Regions from separate parts of the Homo sapiens genome. Here region 1 is linked to region 2. Evidence: chromatin loops called from intact Hi-C (ENCODE). Cell type or tissue: body of pancreas. All regions are shown on one strand. Each heading gives the region's core, and the rest is flanking DNA. Links, peaks and the distances in the headings are about the cores only. Region 1 overlaps MTCL1 (microtubule crosslinking factor 1). Region 2 overlaps MTCL1 (microtubule crosslinking factor 1).

Evidence for each region. Hi-C counts contacts between places; a loop is a spot of excess contacts. Peaks named below come from ENCODE experiments on the same cell type or tissue, not always from the same donor. Only the 100,000 strongest peaks of a DNase experiment are listed, where the experiment ranks them.
Region 1: it touches region 2 in a loop (2.2-fold over the local background); 8 of 110 quality-filtered maps call a loop at or near these places.

The regions. Positions count from the first base shown.
Region 1 is chr18:8,770,583-8,773,512 of GRCh38, reverse strand. The region is part of intron 3 of MTCL1 (microtubule crosslinking factor 1); the gene reads right to left. Among named protein-coding and RNA genes, the nearest start is that of GACAT2, 64 kb to the right of the region's middle. RefSeq lists enhancers at 944-1,444, 1,445-1,945. In body of pancreas, for the core only: no CTCF peak of the experiment used is centred there; a DNase peak (open chromatin) is centred at 1,392.
Region 2 is chr18:8,713,778-8,716,707 of GRCh38, reverse strand. All of the region lies in intron 1 of MTCL1 (microtubule crosslinking factor 1), which reads right to left. Among named protein-coding and RNA genes, the nearest start is that of GACAT2, 7.6 kb to the right of the region's middle. In body of pancreas, for the core only: no CTCF peak of the experiment used is centred there; no DNase peak of the experiment used is centred there.

The DNA.
Region 1 (2,930 bases), core at 249-2,748, 57 kb before region 2:
AAGGCAAATGACAAACTGGAAAAAAGATTTTTCTAACACGTGACAGACAAAAGAGTAGTATCTTGCAAGCAACAGAAAACACATCTTAATAAAATAAACAAACGGCCAATAAACACAATTACTGACAATTAAAACAAGATTTTTTTTCACTTAGACATTTATAGACTCAAAAAAGTAGGGCACTCAGTGTTAGCATGAACCCAGGGAGACGGGCACTTCTGTGCACATGAAGGGGCATGAGAAACCCGCAGCATGGCAGGGGGTGCAGGGGGATGGTGGTGCAACTTGGCCTTACAAAGGCATAGGTTGAGAGGTGTAATTCCACCTCTGAGAACATACCCTAAGGACAAGAGACATGCACCAAGATTTATAAATGAGAATACTCTTCACCGCACCTTCTATCATCGTGAGTGAGTACTATGGAGGTATTACAATTTTTTCCTTTTATTTTATTGTATATATTTAAGATACACAACATGATGTTTTGATATGCTCATCTCAGAATACACATAGTGAAATGATTGCTACAGTTAGGCAAATCAACATAACCATCATCTCATACAGTTACCTTTCTTTCTTATTATTTTTATTATTTTATTTAGGGTTAGCATCCCTAAAAGCTATGCTCTTAACAAATCACTAGTACACAATACAATAGGACTCATTATAGTCCTCATGTTGTATACTATATTTCTAGACACAGTCATGCTTTTGAAGACTATTTAAGGATATAGGAAATGCTCATAATACACTATAAAGAAAATACAGGTTACAGACAGCATATATTTAGTGATCTCAAAATGCTTAAAATATATTTATATTTAAGATATAACATACTTTTTATGTTATATACATAACATGTATGTTTATGTTAACATACATATTAAATACTAATATATAACACATATATATAACATAATAATATATAACATATATACATATAAGGAAAGTGGCCTGGAGCAGTACACCCCCAAATGTTAATGGTCATCATGTTCAGGTGACAGAATTATTAGTGATTTTCATTTTCTTTCTTTGTGGCTTTTCATAAATGATCTACAGTAAGTACTATTTCCTTTAAAATGGAAAAAAAAAGGTCAGGAAAATAAAACTTGTATTTTAAAGACGTCAGAGAAAAGAGACTATCACAGATCTCCTATGTGGGATTGCAATGACAATTCAATGGAAGTTATTCACCGATTTCTTGGGTCTCTTCCCACAAGCTGATATTGTTTTCATCAGCTTGGTCCTTCGAATATAGCCTATGCATATGTGGTTGGTTAAAAAGACCAGGAAGCCCCCTGAGGGTTGGGGAAACTGGCCAGGTATCCCACTGCATTACACAACTCCAGGCATATGGTCCCCTGGCCAAGTGCCAAGCAGTCATGAGGAACAATCACTGTGCCTCCAAGCACAGAGCCACGCAGGCTCCTCAATGGCCACCTGCCAGGGTCTCGTCCAGTGTAGCGTGCTAGATGCCACCGGACTCTGGGTGAAGTGTCCACGGGTGCAGGACAATTTGCGTGTACATTAGTCATGCCCAGTTTATTCCTCTGGATGCCTCAGAGAGCCAGTGGAGAGTCTCTTCCAAGGAACAATGAAGGGAACAGGTAAATGCAGACTATTAAATAACAGGAACCCCCCCAGTGGGGGCTTTGCCTGGTGACTAATTCTACTCCCTCCTTTTAGCCTGATCAATTGCCAGCAAATCAATTGCATATTCCTACTGAAAAGAAAAAAAAATTAAGTTTGTGAATCCAAATTGAATCCATCTAAAGCTGATGCCTTGCTGAGTACTGAAAATGATTAAATAAAATATGAAGTTAGGCAATTATTTGGACTTTCATGTCAATTCTTAATGCTTCCTATTTTAAGTTGGCCAATTTCTTCCACACAATTTCAGAAAAATTAATAAGCTCTCAATTGCTAAAGTGTGTCAGAGACAGACTTTGAAAGTCTAAATTTTTAAAAAATTTAGATTGGTAATAAAAGGAGACAAATAAAAATTAGGATGCTGTAAATTATAAGTCAGTATGGGAACGAGGATGTAGATGCAGACTGATAATTTTCAGAATTCTTACAGATTCTTATTATTTAGAAAGTTTGTAGGTTTTTGGGGGGTAGTTTATAAGACACACAGGTATAAAACCAGATTAAGGAAATGAAGGTGCAGAGGTCTTCTTCTCCCTTTTAGAAGGAAGTTATTAAGATTCCTTTACTCATATTAAATCGGTCATGGGAGCTCACGCCTGTAATCCCAGCACTTTGGGAGGCTGAGGTAGGGGGATCATTTGAGGCCAGGAGTTCAAGAGTAGCCTGAGCAACATTGCGAGACCCCATCTCTATCATATAAAATAATTTTTAAAAAAAGATTATTTTACCCATATTAAAGTTGTCATTTAAGTGCCAGAAGATGTGAAGGATGCGAATTAATTAGCCTCTCGTTCAGCCACGGGCACTATGTCCTGGCTGGAAGATGCCTCCTCCCCCTTCCTCCTGTTCACTCATCCCTTTATTTTATTTGTTTTTATTCTAAATATTATGCCATAAGAGGTATTATTTATTTATTTATGTTTTCACCTATCCCTTTAATAGTTCCGGGGAGCCTGCTTCCTTTCACACCATGGAGCTGCTTGCTTCACCTTGCACTGGAATTACACAACAGGACCCAAAAAAACAAATCCACTTCTCAGATCCAGTGGAAAACCCTCCTTAGCAATAATGCAAAGGAAACCCTTTCTCCTTGGCCTTGTTAAGAGCACAGTGATGATAATGATATTAACAACTACCATATGTGTTGGGCACCCACTCATGCCAGGCACAATGCTAAACTCTCTTTACACATCTGTTATGGACTAAATGTTTGTGTCTCCCCAAATTCCTATGTGGAAGCCCTAATTCTCAACGTGCTGGTATTAGAAGTGAGGCCTTTG
Region 2 (2,930 bases), core at 209-2,708:
TCCTGCTATTCCCTTTGTTCCTGGATTTTTACCACTCATGCTAATCCTGTATTTATTCTTAAAAACAGGAATTGACTAACAATAAAGAACAAGGTGCCCAACATCCGAGCCTCAGACAAAAAAAAAAAAAAAAAAAAATGAACAAAAAGAAATCTCCTGAAGATGTGTTTATCCTAGGTAAGATTAAGTACAAGAAACACAACAAATAAAAATGTGAATCCTTATGGAAAAATAAGGGTTGGCACAAAATGGGGTGATGATGATGCTTCGGTCAACCTTACCTGCACACAATGGTCTACTGGAAAGGGCACAGATATGGCAACTCATCCCCCAATCCAGCATGTAGGTTCTCTCCACTCTGCCTACACTATCCCATCAAGAGAACGAGCTACTCACTTGACCAGGACTCATCTGGAGCCTGTTTCAATAGGCTACCAAGGAGAACAGATGTTAAAGAAGAAACCTTCACCAACTTCCCAGTAGTCAAATGCATAAAATGTTCTTCTTCTTGGCTCCTAAGTGCTCCTACAGAATTTCTATACCAATGATGAAAATATTAAAAGTATAAGATGTCCTAATGTGTCTTAAGAAAGATCAATCTTAACACTGAAAATGTTGTGAACTCGTAACCAAGTTTCATTTCTTTTTTCCTCCATGGAAATCTCTCCTGGTAAATCCTGGTCCTTGTGGGAAGATCTGCTGGAACTGGAAGTTACTGGACTGAGCATAGGAGCTGATCAGCTGAACACACATAAACAGAATGGGTGGTTTGGGCTCTTCAGGGGACCAGAGAACACAGCTCTTTCAGGACAGTGCTTGACAACCTTCTGCAAACCTTCCACAAACAGGAGGTTGTTACTGATGCCTGATCACTGAGGCTTTGAAGACGCCCTATGGGAGCTGTGCCCCTGCACTACCCACTCCTAGAGGAGGTCAACTGGAGACTGAAAGCTTTAAAATGAGCCTTGTGGTTGTCACTCTTTCGATAGAGTGGGAAGTTAGTTCTGAATCTTCAAAAATCAACGTCAAGTTTGATTCACACCCCATCCATGAAACTAATGGATCAGACTTTGAGAAAGAACCTAACCGCAATGCTTGTTTCTGAGTAAAGAGGTTAATTGTTTCACTGAGTCATTAATACAAATCAGTTCAATACAAGCAATAATCACTAAATGTTCAACACTAAGTCAATATCTGTATATGTATATGTACATGTATATCCACACATACAAATATACAGTGACTCTGGCCATTCTGTTCATGGAAAGAATGGTTTGTGATTGCTTTTCTTTCCAGAAAGCCTGCCAAAGTCATTAATGCCTGGGATTATCGGCAACTAAGACAAAAGTTTTTAAAATGCAATATAGCCCTAAGATGCAAGATACAGCTTCCAGGTATAAAATGTCTCTAGCTTTCAGACTTTGCAACTGGAGAGCCCACATCCACCCTAATGTTAAATGCTGCATTTTCATACAGATGTTACAGGCTATGAAAACTGTTCAAGGGCTAGATGCACCCACACCTCCACATCATTGAGCAGACCAGATGTAAATAGCAATATTTTTTGGCACAAATAATCACCAACATTAGTTGTACTGCAAATAAAATTAGGGGCCGGGTGCGGTGGCTCACGCCTGTAATCCCAGCACTTTGGGAGGCCGAGGCGGGCGGATCACAAGGTCAGGAGATCAAGACCATCCTGGCTAACACAGTGAAACCCTGTCTCTACTAAAAATAAAAAAAATTAGCCAGGCGTGGTGGCGGGCACCTGTAGTCCCAGCTACTCGGGAGGCTGAGGCAGAAGAATGGCGTGAACCCGGGAGGTGGAGCTTGCAGTGAGTGGAAATCGCGCCACTGCACTCCAGCCTGGGCGATGGAGTGAGACTCCACCTCAAAAAAAAAAGAGAAAAGAAAATTAGGGAGAGATCATATGATATGGTTTGGCTGTGTCCCCACTCAAATCTCATCTTGAACTGTAGCTCCCATAATCCTCACGTGTCACAGGAGGGACCCAGTGGGAGGTAACTGAATCACGGGGGCGGGTTTCTCCTCTGCTGCTCGTGACAGTGAGTAAGTCTCAAGAGAGATCTAATGGTTTTATAAACGGCAGTTTCCCTGCACACGTTCTTACGTGCCTCCATGTAATATGTGTCTTTGCTCCTCCTTTGTCTTCCACCATGATTGTGAGGCCTCCCCAGCCATGTGGAACTGTGAGTCCATTAAACCCTTTTTTCTTTATAAATTACCCAGTCTAGTGTTTCACAGAAGTATAAAAATGGACCAATGCACCATAACGGCATGTATTTAAATCACTGCTCTTATAATTCATATTTTACCTAAATTTACAGAACAGGCGTCGTTTATTAAGCACCTCACCCTCATTACTAACCCTACAATAACCCTGTCAGGAACACATTATGCAGTTGATAGACAAAAAAACAAAACTGAGGCTAGTTACCTGTGTCCAAAGCTTCACATCTAGTAAATTGAAGCCACACTGCAAACCCAGGCCTGTCTGCTTTCAATCACACACTCTTTCGAGTAAATACCATAAATTATTTGCTTCAACCTGGACAAATGAAACAATAACAGACCTTCAATTGTACTTTTAAAAGTCCACCATCAGTGTAAAACAAAAAAAGCAGCCTAACATTTACAGCTCGACAAGTGACGACACAAAGCATATCCATTAGGGCAACTGGTTCTTAGGAAGACACTGCAACGTGCGGTAAAGATATCCGTGCCCCTTCCCCGCTTTTTTTAAAGAGACAGAGTCTCACTCTGTGACCCAACCTGGAGCGCAGTGGTGCAGCCATGGCTCACTGCCACCTTGAGCTCCTGGGCTCAAGTGATCTTCCTGCCTCAGCCTCCTGAGTAGCTGGGATTACAAGCACATGCCACCATGCCTGGCTAATACTCCCATCTTTAAA